2 separate regions of the Homo sapiens genome follow, and region 2 is linked to region 1. Evidence: chromatin loops called from intact Hi-C (ENCODE). Cell type or tissue: heart right ventricle. All regions are shown on one strand. Each heading gives the region's core, and the rest is flanking DNA. Links, peaks and the distances in the headings are about the cores only.

What was found. Hi-C counts contacts between places; a loop is a spot of excess contacts. Peaks named below come from ENCODE experiments on the same cell type or tissue, not always from the same donor. Only the 100,000 strongest peaks of a DNase experiment are listed, where the experiment ranks them.
Region 2: it touches region 1 in a loop (3-fold over the local background); 85 of 110 quality-filtered maps call a loop at or near these places.

Annotation. Positions count from the first base shown.
Region 1 is chr9:126,480,997-126,483,496 of GRCh38, reverse strand. MVB12B (multivesicular body subunit 12B) reads right to left here. Exons shown (of 10, transcript NM_033446.3): 8 at 2,073-2,128. Among named protein-coding and RNA genes, the nearest start is that of NRON, 72 kb to the right of the region's middle. RefSeq lists a silencer at 833-1,127. In heart right ventricle, for the core only: no CTCF peak of the experiment used is centred there; a DNase peak (open chromatin) is centred at 952.
Region 2 is chr9:126,297,438-126,307,043 of GRCh38, reverse strand. No RefSeq gene overlaps it. Among named protein-coding and RNA genes, the nearest start is that of MVB12B, 25 kb to the left of the region's middle. In heart right ventricle, for the core only: a CTCF peak has its summit at 4,860 (motif pointing left); a DNase peak (open chromatin) is centred at 4,833.

The DNA of each region.
Region 1 (2,500 bases), core at 1-2,500:
GGGGGAATCCAGGGTAGGAGCTGGGGGGATTCCAGGTCTTTGGAAATGCCAGGTAAATGAAACAACTGCCCATCAATTATCATTTGAGAAATCGATGTGGAAAAAATGATAACATTGCATTTTAATGAGAGTTTTTATAATTTCATGAAGATTGGAGACTTAAAAAAATGCTGGCTTTTCAACAGACAGCATGAAAAATCAAATACACATGGCAGTTGAGTGAGCTAGAGGCCCATAGAAGCCTGGACTCAGAGGCTCGGAGGGCAGAGGGCGTCCAGTCCATGTGGCTCCTGGTCTGAGTCCCTACTGGGCACATGAGTGTTCTGTGCTCCCCAGAAGGGTCCCTGGCCCAGCCTCCTGGGGCCAAGGCTAAACCTGAGGGCCTTCGACAGAACCCCAGGGCCCGCATGGTCCTGAAGGGCGGCAGCTCAGGGATGGGAGGGGAGCTGGAGCCTCCGCGAAGCCAGCAGGGGTTTCCTGTGAGGCCAGCTCTGGAGTCTGAGGACCCAGACTCAAAACCAGTCTCAGCGCCTCCTGGCGATGCAGCTGCGGGTTAAATCCCTTCCTCATTCCCTCGTCCATTAAAAGCGGCGGCCCCCGTAGTGGGGCTGCGGGGCGCTGCACTGAGAAGAGCAGGGAGCGCAGGGCACCGGGCCTGGCTGGGTATGTGTCCTTGGAGCCCTGGCCGAGGTGGCAGCGCCCGGCAGCAGCACATTCGCGAGGGCGATCTTGGGACGGGGCCACCGAGTCACACGTTCCGCTCGCGGCTGCTCTGCCGGTAGCCACGGAACAGTGTGGTGCTCTCTGTGCTGCCAAAACGAGGGGTGCGAGAGCGGGGCCGCCTGCCTGCGACCCAGCAGAGGTGCAGCTGCTGTGTCATTAGGCTCTAACCACCCCACTAAATTCTCCCAACTGGAGCTGGTGAGCAGGACAGAGCTGCCTCTCCCAGGGAACGGCGGCAGAGGCGCCAGCGTCGCCATGGCAACGCGGCCCCGTGGAGTCGGCTGAAGTTCCTGGAGCTCCGCATGTCACATCACGAGCATTTTTCAAGATTAAGCTGCTTACCAGAAGGGTTCAGAGGAGGCCTATTCTATTTCACGAAAATGGAAACTACAGAGCAGGTCAAATCGCAAGCCGGGTGGTTTTAAGCTGGATCCAAGAAAAACACTAAAGGATTCTTTAGCTGTGCCCAAGCTGGGGCCTTCATGTTTATTAGCTAGTCAAGGCCAACTTCTGCAGAAAGGATCAAAACCAGAAACGGGTTTGCTGAGCCAGCGTGGGGCAAGCCTGCGCAGCTGGGAGGGGGCCACTGCCACCTTGGGGGCTGGCGCCATTGGAGGGCTGACCCTAGCAGTGAGAGGCAGAGACCCCACTGCCATGCAGGGTGGCCGCCCCTCACAGTCTGAAGTTGGCCTTTGGTCCCGGCCAGCTCACTCGGTCCCTCTGATAAAAAGATGGCGTGAGCCTGGCCTGCGTGAGAGTGCTGATGTGGATGGTTGGGTCCATGCTGGACTGGCATGGGCAGGAGACCACAGCTAGAGGCACCACATTTGCATGGCGGCCTCCGTGTCAGAGCGCAGAATGCAGCTATGACAATGGGAAAACGAGGCAGCCTCCTTTCTACAGGAAATTGTCATCCTTAAGTAAGAAAGAACAAAACTTACTAAGTTGGACTTGGGAGACAAAGAACATTCACAACCAGGGAAGCTCAGGTCGGGTTAATCACGTGCGGCATGGCAAAGGCTCAGTGCACCTGAGCTTGTCTGACAGCCTCTTGCTACTTTCCCATCCCCCAGCTGTTGTTTTCTTCATTTCTCAAACACCTACTACATGGGGCACTGGCTGATAGGGCCAGAGATGCACACGACCCACCCCCCAACCTCAGGAGTTCCTGTCACTGGGTTGCAGGGTTCAGCTTCCAGTGGGAGAGAGGACACGCAGGCGGACAAGATTCCGGTAGGGGAAGGGGCGTGAGTACTGCCAGAACAGCCCTGCGTGCTGTGTAAATCAGGATGGAGGGACCTCAGGCTGGGGGGTGGCAGAGGGGAAGGGCGATCATGCATAAAACTTACACTTTCTGGAACACAAGAAAACTTCTCTGAAATCATAAAAGGCACACCATCCATTGCTGCAAAAGAAGAAAAAAAAAGATGGCATTAAAGGTATTGAAGATGGCATTTAGTTGTCCAGCAACTGAAGATGTCGAAACAGAGAATATGAATCCGTCACTGGATGGAGCCAGGTGACATCCAGCACAGATGTGCTGGAGCTATGAAAGAGGACAGGTCCCACCCCTGCTGCCAGGACACACAACCTACTGAGAGAGGCAGGCGCCTCGTCATCCCCTGAGCACCAGGCAGTTGTGTAGACAAGAGCTCTAGGAGCAGAGAGCGGCTGGTCCAGAACCCCTACTCTCCACCCCTGGAGTCTGGTCTCTGATCTGTAACGGGAGAGTCACCAGGGGCTGGCAGCAGGATGAAGGTGACACAGCTGGCAGGGA
Region 2 (9,606 bases), core at 3,536-6,035, 180 kb after region 1:
ACACACACAGAGGGAAGAACGTGAAGACACAGGGAGAAGACAGCCATCTCCACGCCGAGTGAGGCCTTAGGAAAAACCAACCCTGCTGGCAACTTGACTTGGACTTCCAGCCTCCAGAACTCTGAGGAGATAAATTCCTGTTGTGTAAGCCACAGTCTGCGGTCCTTTGTCATGGCAGCCCTGGCAAATGAATTCAGACATGGAGGCCAAGAGACCCTCAATGTCCCCCAGTGTCACCCCAGACCCACTATCGCCTTCACAGCCTTGCACAGAGCCCTGGAGGCAGCATGGACCCCTGCAGACATGAAGCCCAGGGCCACATTTCCCACAGCCCCTTCCTCAGCCTGAGTTTGGCCCAATTTCCTGGTGGCACCAAGATACAAGAGGAGATGGCACCTGGGGGCTTCCTCCACTGGGCAGTGGAATTGTGGAAAATGCTGTGATAATAGCTCACACAGCTGAGTTCCATTTGGAGATCTCAAGGGCTGTGCAAACACTTTGCAGGTATTCACTCATCCAGCCTTCTCAACAACCCTTGGAAGTAGGTACTGTTACCGAAATCCCCATTCAAGAGATGGCAAAATAGAGGCCAGAGAGGTCAAGTAACTTGCCTGAGATCACACAGCCAGCAAAAGCTGAGCTGGGACTTGAATCAAGGCAGCCTGGCTCAAGCCTAGCTCTAAACCATGGGACAATTTGCTACCAGAATCAGAGATAGAGCCAGATTACAGAAGAGTTCAAATCCCCAGTCAAGAAGAAAGCAAGTCGAAACGCTTTCCCAGCCTGGGCGCGGTGGCTTACCCATGTAATCCCAGCACTTTGGGAGGCTGAGGGGGCTTATCACTTGAGGTTAGCAGTTCGAGACCAGACTGGCCAACATGGTGATACCCCATCTCTACTAAAAATACAAAAATTAGCTGAGCATGATGGTGGGCACCTGTAATCCCAGCTACTCAGGAGGCTGAGGCAGGAGAATCACTTGAACCTGGGAGACAGAGGTTGCAGTGAGCCGAAATTGTGCCACTGCACTCCAGCCTGGGTAATAGAGCGAGATTCCATTTAAAAAAAAAATGCCTTGGGGCTGGCAACATAATTTGCAGGGCCCAGTTCCAAAATGAAAATGAGTCCCCTGTTCAAAAAGCAGGAGAAAAGTGCCACCAAAAAAATATTAAAATAAAAAGTTTTCTCCTTTCCTCAGTGGTCTCTCTCTTGACTTATAATGGTTTCAGTTTGCTATGTAATGTCACTCTAAGTAAAAATAAAAAACACATAATTTCAAATTATTAGTACAAGTTTTACTCTGTATTTTACAAAGTCAGTTTTAAATGCAAACATTAGAGCATTTAACTCATGTGCAGAATCACCTAAGTTATACGCATATTTCTTTTTTTTTTTTTTTTGAGATGGAGTTTCGCTCTTGTTGCCCAGGCTGGAGTTCAATGGCAAGATCTCTGCTCAATGCAACCTCCGACTCCCGTGTTCAAGCAATTCTCCCGCCTCGGCCTCCCGAGTAGCTGGGATTACAGGCGCCCGCCACCAATACACGTATTTCATAGCTCACATAGACATATGCATTTTGTCCTCATCAGAACGTAGAAATACTGCACAACACTCACTCCCTGCTTTTATTCCACTTCTAGATATATTCACACTCTCCTAACACTGTCTACCTCCAGCTTATAGATGAGTACGGAAGGTCTGAAAGGAAAAGGAACGACGGTTGTGCTATCTGTTCCTTTGCTCCCATCGTGGTTTTTGGCTAAGTGGTTGGCTAATGCGGGGAAGTATCATGGATAGGAAAGGATATGCTAGGGTTGCTTGGTAGTTCACGTTTCTCAGAACACCTCCTTTCTGTTTGAAGCAAGTTCTGGTTTGCAGAGGGAGTGTGGCCTCTTGGGGCTTTCAGCATCCCACTTAGCCGCAGAAGTAACACGCTTGCCTTCTGATTGCTTTGACAGTCATTGGACTCCCACTCATTGTGGGTCCACTGGAATTCCGTGCTCATGGGCATGGAAACCACTGAGAACGGGGAACAGGGATGTGCATTTTGCATGTTATCTACTCTGTTCACAGCATGCTCCATTGCCCCTATTATCTTTACTTACAGAACACAGTTCAAAGATAAAATTGCTAAGAATTTCAAAACAGCCACAGCAGAGCATTAAACCAAGCTCAGGGCCTGCTGGAGCTTGGGTATGACTTCACAGGTACCTACTCATGAACCTGGCCCTGCCCACCCTGGCCACATTCCTGCCCTCAAGATAGCCTTGGCATGCAGCTTCCCCTCCCCTGGACTGCTTCTGGTTCCATGGCCCAGCCGCTCCCTCTCAGAAAATGGGGGCTCACCCAGGGCTCCCTCCTCTGCCAAGCGCTTCTCCCACCTGTCTTAGCTCCTCTGCCCTGTGTCAGAGACTGGGCAGTGTCTGGAAGTCCATCCCTTCAGCTGACCTAATTTCCGGATGCTGGGAGCTACAAGGACACATCTTGAGGAGAGCTGAGTGTTTCTTCGTCTTCTTCCTATGCCCCAGACTTGCCTAAGTGATCCTTTCGCATCAAGTACCACAGCAGGACCCTGTTATCACCTCCAAACCAGGTTCACCCCTTCACTGCTGCCCCATCACCAATTCCTGAGGCATGGATTTCGTCACATCAGTGCCCTACTCAGAACTTTTTCCAAGTTTCCTGTTGCTTCTGAGTGGAATTTGCATTCCCCAGCCCTGTGTAGCAAAAGGTGAACATTCCTCCTGGAGAAAGTAGTCTTCGGGGCATACAAATAGGGTGGGCATTTCATTTGGACGTGGGGATTGGGGAAGGATTTCCTTTTTGCTACACTACCAAGACAGTGAGATGGGGACAGAGGGTGGGTCTAGGCTTAGAGGATGGTCAGAGTTGGAAACCCCTCCTAAACTGACAGCTTGAGGGTGCCTTGGGGAAAATGGCTTGGTGCAGGGAGGTTGGGGGAGAGGCTGTTGGGAGTAGAGTGACTCCCAAACCAATGTGGGGTGCCCTTGCCTGGCACAGTAGGACCAGATATCCACACCAAGGTTTGTAGTGGGAGAAAGGAAGGCATTTACTTGCAGGGTGCCAAGCAAGGAGAATTGGGCAGTTTACGTTTAAGACCTGAATTTTTAGATGGCTTATAGGTGATAGGTCCCTGTGCCATTTTATTGTGAGAAGCCAGGCTGGGATATGTCCTAAAACAACTGTGTAAATAGAAGCTGGAGCCACCAGGGCTGAGTGTAGCAGAGACTGCTATACGATCATCAAGCCATTTTCCTCTTCCTAGCACCCAGCTAGACTACATTTCCCAGCCTCCTTCGCAGTTAGGTGAAACCATTTGACTCAGTTCTGGCAAATAGAATGTGAGGTATGGTTACTTCTAGGCCTGAAAGGCAAAGCGCCATGAGATGACAGAACCATAACATGGAAGGGGCCTGGGCCCCTAAGTGACTGTGTGGAACAGAGCCTCCACCCAACTGTGCATTAACTTGTGAAGTGAGTGAGACAAAAACTTGTGTTAAAGCACTGAGATGTTGGTGTTGTTATTTACAGCAGTTAGGTTGTCCTGACTAACCCACTGTTTCTCCCTCCATGTGCCCTGAAAAATGACTGTCCCCCATCAGTGGTGGGATGTGTGTGCTCCTAGCTCTGCACTGTCTTTCTGTCAGTGGGAGGGGGTTCACCGAGCTGCCAGACAGCCTGTTTTTCTCTTTATGAATAATTAATTTTCAATTATACAAGCAGTTCATAAATACTTTCTCCTTTTTGTCTTCTGTAAAAAATACAAAAATATTGATAAAGCTCAAGTCCCTTTTAATTCTTTCCTGCCACTCTCTCAACCATAACCACCACCACCACCACCACCACCACACAAAGTCCTTTCCCGAAGTCTCAGAGATTGCTACTCGTATTTCCTTTTGAATCATTGTTTCAAGTATTTTTTATGCATCCATACTCATATAAAATTTTAAAAACTTACTTTGGGTGTTTCTGTTTTTCTCGTCCTCTTTGTCTCTACATAAAAGGTACTACTCTAAGTATTTGACTCTTGCTTTATTTGCCCAACAATATCTCTCCAGGTGATGTCATAGATTTACCCCATTCTTTTAAATGGTTGCATAATACTTCATAGTAGGGCCATGCTATGGTTTATTGAGCAAATTCCCTGTTGATAGACATTTGGGCTGTCTCCAGTTTTTTATTCTTATGGAAAGTACTTCAGTAAAAACCCTCACAGAGGTCTCCTTGTGTACATGTGCAAACATTATCTCCAGAGGAGATACTGGCAAGTGGATTTCTTGTTCTTCAAAGTGGTGATACGAATTTCCATTGTGACCAGCAGGATCCAAGAGTCCCGAATTCCACACACTCTCACTAACATTTCATATCAAGCTTTAATGCTTTAATTTCTTTTTTCCAATCTGATGAGTGAAATATAGTTCAAAGTCACTTAATGTTTTATTTCCTTGATTACTAGTGAAATTGAACATTCTTCAAGTTTATTGGCCATTTGAATTTCCTTTTCTATAAATCGACTGTTTTTTATCATTTGCTGAGTGTTCTATTGGGCCATTTGTCTTTTTCTTATTGATTTGCTAGAATTCTTTATATATTCTGGATGCTAATCCCTTATCTGTTATATAAATTGCAAATATTTTCTCCCAGGTTATAGCTTGTTTTTAGCTTGTTTATGGTGTCTGCGGTCATTTAGGTCATTTAGAAGTGTTACATTTTAGCGTGGGGAGGTCTATCAATTGTTTCTTTTATGCTGCTTGTTTTGGGCGGGTCTGTTTTCAGCTGTGACACTGAAAGGCAGAGAAGCCAGCAGCCAGGAACACAGGCCCTCCCTCTGGTGGACAGATTGGATTTTCTGCTCCTCTCTGTGAGATAGCAGTAACCTCAACTGACTCCTGTTGGGGATCTCAGATTTAACTTGGTGTGAGAGGGTAAGAAAGATACTCTTTCTTCTGATAGGGAAATTAACATTGGAATTGTAAAGGTGATTTTATTTGTACCCTTTACAAAATAAGTTCAGCCAAACATATGGCTTCTATTGCAAGTCCTTGATAATCTGGCCTCTGTTTCTCGCTTTATTTTTATTTTCTAGAGAGGAGGCCTGTCTCTGTTGCCCAGGCTGGAGTGCAATGGTGTGATCATAGCTCACTGTGGCCTTGAATTCCTGGACTCAAGTGATCCTCCCACCTCAGCCTCCTCAGTACCTGGGACTATAGGTGCATGCCACCTCTCCTAGCTAATTTATATATATATATATATATAATATATATATATATATATATTTTTTTTTTGTAGAGACAGAGTGTTACTTTGTTGCCTAAGCTGGTCTCGAACTTCTGGCCTCAAGCAGTCAGCGCACTTCAGCCTCCCAAAGTGCTGGGATTACAAGCATGAGCCACCATACCCAGCCTCAGTTTCTCACTTTTATTGTTAACTACTCCCCTCCATGTAGGCTTCACTCTAGTTCCATTTAATTATTTACCAAACCAAACTCATACTTTATGTGTGTCTCCAGGAATTTTAATATGATTATCTGGCTTTCGAGAGATAGGAAAAAAGTCGTGATGACACCTATTTTGAGCCAGGCTCTGTGTTGAGTGATTGGGTCAGTCAGGATAAGCCAAGCTATGTTGCAGTAACAAAATCCCAGGATCTTACAGTGTCTATTTCTCACTCATGCTACTGTCCAGGTCAAGTTGGCTAGGGTTTGGCAATTCACTTTTTTTCTTCCAGAATCCAGGCCGCTGGAGCATTCTCTGTCTGGACCATTGCTGGTTGTGTTTGTTGTTTTAGTAGGAAAGAAAATGTGAAAATGTGGCCAAATACAAATTGACTCTAGCAGTTTCTGCTTAGAGTGACATGTCACTTCTACTCACATTTTGTTGGTCAAAGTGAGTTACGTGGCGAAGACTGACTTCAATGGGCTAGGGCATTAGTGGCCAAAAAAAATCTGGATTGGCCCTGTTCTTCTGGTCACCACATGTTCAATTCCCTCTACCTCCTACATGTAGAACATGTTCACCTCCAGGCAAGCAATCCAAAGTTCCATCCAGCCACTAGTTCAGGCTGAAGCCCAAAGTCCAGGATCTTGTGTGATCTTGTGATCAAGTTGAAACTCATTAGGGAGAGGAAATAACTGGCTCATTTTGGTTCAGAGATCTATGAACCAAAAAGACCGGCTACCTCCCACCCACAGACTCAATATGCTGTGGTGAAATGGAACAGGGCAATCTCAGTTAAACACTTCTATTCGAAGGGACCAGAATGGGAGACACATGGCAGTCAGAGCACTGGAGAAATTCTGAAATCAGGCTGGACCCACATTTCAAAGGGTTCCTTCACTGGGCACGGGGAATGTTCCTTGATCAGGTCCTGATTCTGTCTCCCGGGAGGAATGCCCTAGTCTTGCATTCTCCAGGGCTCTTGGATCCTGAGGGATCCTTCCTCTTCTAATGTTGAACTCTATGGGACAGCTTTTGTGAACCAAAATGGTTGAATATTGGCAATTTTCATAGTCTCCACCTATCCTTTCTCCATGTTGGAGAATATATTCAGTTTGCGGGTTAGGCATATTTCTCAGCCTGTTTTCTTTTCTTTTTTTTTGAGACGGAGTCTCACTCTGTTGCCCAGGCTAGAGTGCAGTGGCGCAATCTCAGCTCACTGCAACCTCTGCCTCCTGGGTTCAAGCGATTCTACTGCCTCAGCCTCCTGAGTAGCTGGGACTACAGGCACGCACCACCACGCCCAGCTAATTTTTTATTTTTAGTAGAGACAGGGTTTCACCATGTTGGCCAGGCTGGTCTCGAACCCCTGACCTCAGGTGATCCACCTGCCTCGGCCTCCCAAAGTTCTGGGATTACAGGCATGAGCCACCACGCCCGGCCTCTCAGCCTGTTTTCTATCCACAAAAGATTAGAGGCCCTGGAGTAGTGCCAAGTCTTAAGCAATCACAATATCTTTGAAACCAGGCTGGTTGGTCTTGGTGAGGATACCAGTGAATGGTAATATAGTCCACCACATTATTTCATTGAATCCATACAACTTTCTGAGATAATGCTTTTATCATCCCTATGTTACAAACAAGGAAATTGAAGCTCAGAGAGGTTAAGTATTCTGTCCAAGGTCACACAGCTTGTACGCTTGTGAGCGAGAAGTCGAATTTAATTGCACTACTATGCTGCCTCCTCCAACAGAAAAAAATAAGACTTCCATCATAAGGCTTGAGATGGGCTGGACTGGCTCTCTCTGACCCCTGCACTTACTTAATTTCTATTTTGTTGTGCCATGATATTTTCATCATGGAACTTACAGTTTCTGCTCTTCCTGCCAATTCTTCTCATGTCTCTTCAATCAATCACCCATGAGAGGAAATCTCATTGGCCTTAGGTCATAGGTCCCTGACCAGCCACCTATCACTGGCTCTTATCAGGTCAGACACTCTCCCCTGGTCAAATAGCTCAGGCTGAATTTCTGAGATACAAGGCATGGCTTCCGAGGCAGCAGAGAATGATTTTTACTCCTCATCAATACCTTCATATATGTTGTTCCCATTGCCTGGCATTACCAAGCTCCAGCTATATTTACTAGTGATATAGTTTAAAGAACTTTTATTACATGTGCTGTGCTAAGTACATTTGACCTTCACAATAACCATATGATGTAGGAACCATCATTAGTCCCATTTTAAAGATGGGAAGCGGAGGCTCACCGAGACTAAAGGACTCACTCACTGTCTCACATTTTAAGCTTCATGGTTGGGGCTTCTGAATGAAAGCGCTTTACTTATACTATGAGGGCTGATGGTGCCTCTTCCTGGAAGCCTGTCTGGATTCCCCCTTGTAGAGTGCCTTCTCTTTGAGGAATCCTTCTCCTGCTCTTAGGAACTGAGCACATTTTGCTGTGTTCTGTCTGAGGGTTGTGTGGAATTCATCGCTGCGTATTCACTCATTCAGGCGTGCCATCATTCATCACATATTCACTGAGTGCCAGGCCCTGCACAAGGCAGTAGGGATAATTCAGATAGAGTCCCTGTTTTCACGGAGTTTATTGTCCAGTGGGGAAGACAGATATTAAACAGATAATGACACCAATAATTATTTAATTACAATTGTTATAAATGTTATGAAGAAGTCCGGGGGGCTATGAGCATTTCTAAGAGGAGACCTGACTCTGAAGGGTGGTGACCGTGCCTTTGAGAAAGCACCATTTAGGCCGGGTTCTGGAAGGGTAGGTAGGAATTGGCCAAGAAAAGGCTAGGGGATTGGGAGAAAGAAAGAGCGCTTTCAAGGCAGTAGAAACAGCTGGAGCAAGGCCGTGAGGCTAAGAGAACTTGGTGAGCTGAGCCTGGCGCAGTGGGCCCGGAGAGCAGGGGCAGGCGGGGGCCAGCACGCGCTGGCACTGCTGTTTGGATGAATCTCTCTGCTCCCAGCCCTGCCAGAGTTTCCCGGTGGCGGTTGCAGGGGCTGCGGTAAGGGGTTGCAGCGGGCATTCTGTCTCTGCCGAGCCAGCAACTGCGAGCATTGCTATTCTCTGGCCAGACCCCGTGCTCCTGGGTCAGGAGGAGGGAGGCAGCTGAGGATGTGCGCAGCACACTTTTTATATATGTGGGGCCATAATATTTAAGTGTCTTGGCTGTAAGCCTGCGACTGGGTCCCCCGACAGCCAAGCCTTGCTCCGCACGCTCTAACAGCTGTCTGTAAAACCCGTTTATGGAGCCTCCATAAATTTCCCAGCTGCTGCAAACACAGGGCTGGGGACAAAGAGTCGAGGGAGGGAGGTGTGGAAGAGCAGCAGCTTCAGCGTCTCCGCTGGCTGGTCCTCTGGGCCCCAGCTTGCCCCCCACCCACCTGGGGCTGCCTTACCCTAAATTCTTTTATTGAAGCTGATCTTAACGTCGACCCCGTGGGGCCTGGCTGGGCGATCCAGCTCACCACAGATGCAGGCACTTTCAAGATTGCAGCAAAAGGTACAGTAAATCAGAATTAAGTGTCATGATAGTGATTTGAACTGACACTGTTTTCACCTTGTCCATTTACTGGGAAATATATAACAGGAATAGATTGAGCCTGTCATATTGTACCTGAAAAATACAGCTGTTAGGGTAGGAAAGGCAGCTGGCACCAAGGCAAGGTCCCAGAGGACAATGGGGTGTGTGGCTGAGCAGAGGGCGGGTGGGGGCTCCTCGTCAGCATCCCGTTGGGATGAAACCGTCCTGGGAGCAGAGAACCAGACTCTGCTTTTCCGAAGGCCCCCAGGGTGGCGTGCCCCCAGCGTGGCATGACCCCACTGCTACAGGGACCCAGCAGCCAGCTCTGTTGCCCTGAGGGTCCAATCTGCCCAGGCTACAGAGCATTACAGAAAAACTTTTTATTGAAGTATAGCATAGATACCGAAAAGTGCACAAATAATAAATATATTGCTTGATGAATCTTACCAACCGAATACACCTGTGTTTCCAACATCCAACTCCAGAAACCACATCACTCGCCCCCAGAAGTCCCCCTCCCTCTGTGTCCTGCTCCAGTCTCAATCCTCCCTCCTCGCACAAGGGGGACCACTATTCTGGTGTCTCAAGCTATGGATTGATACTAT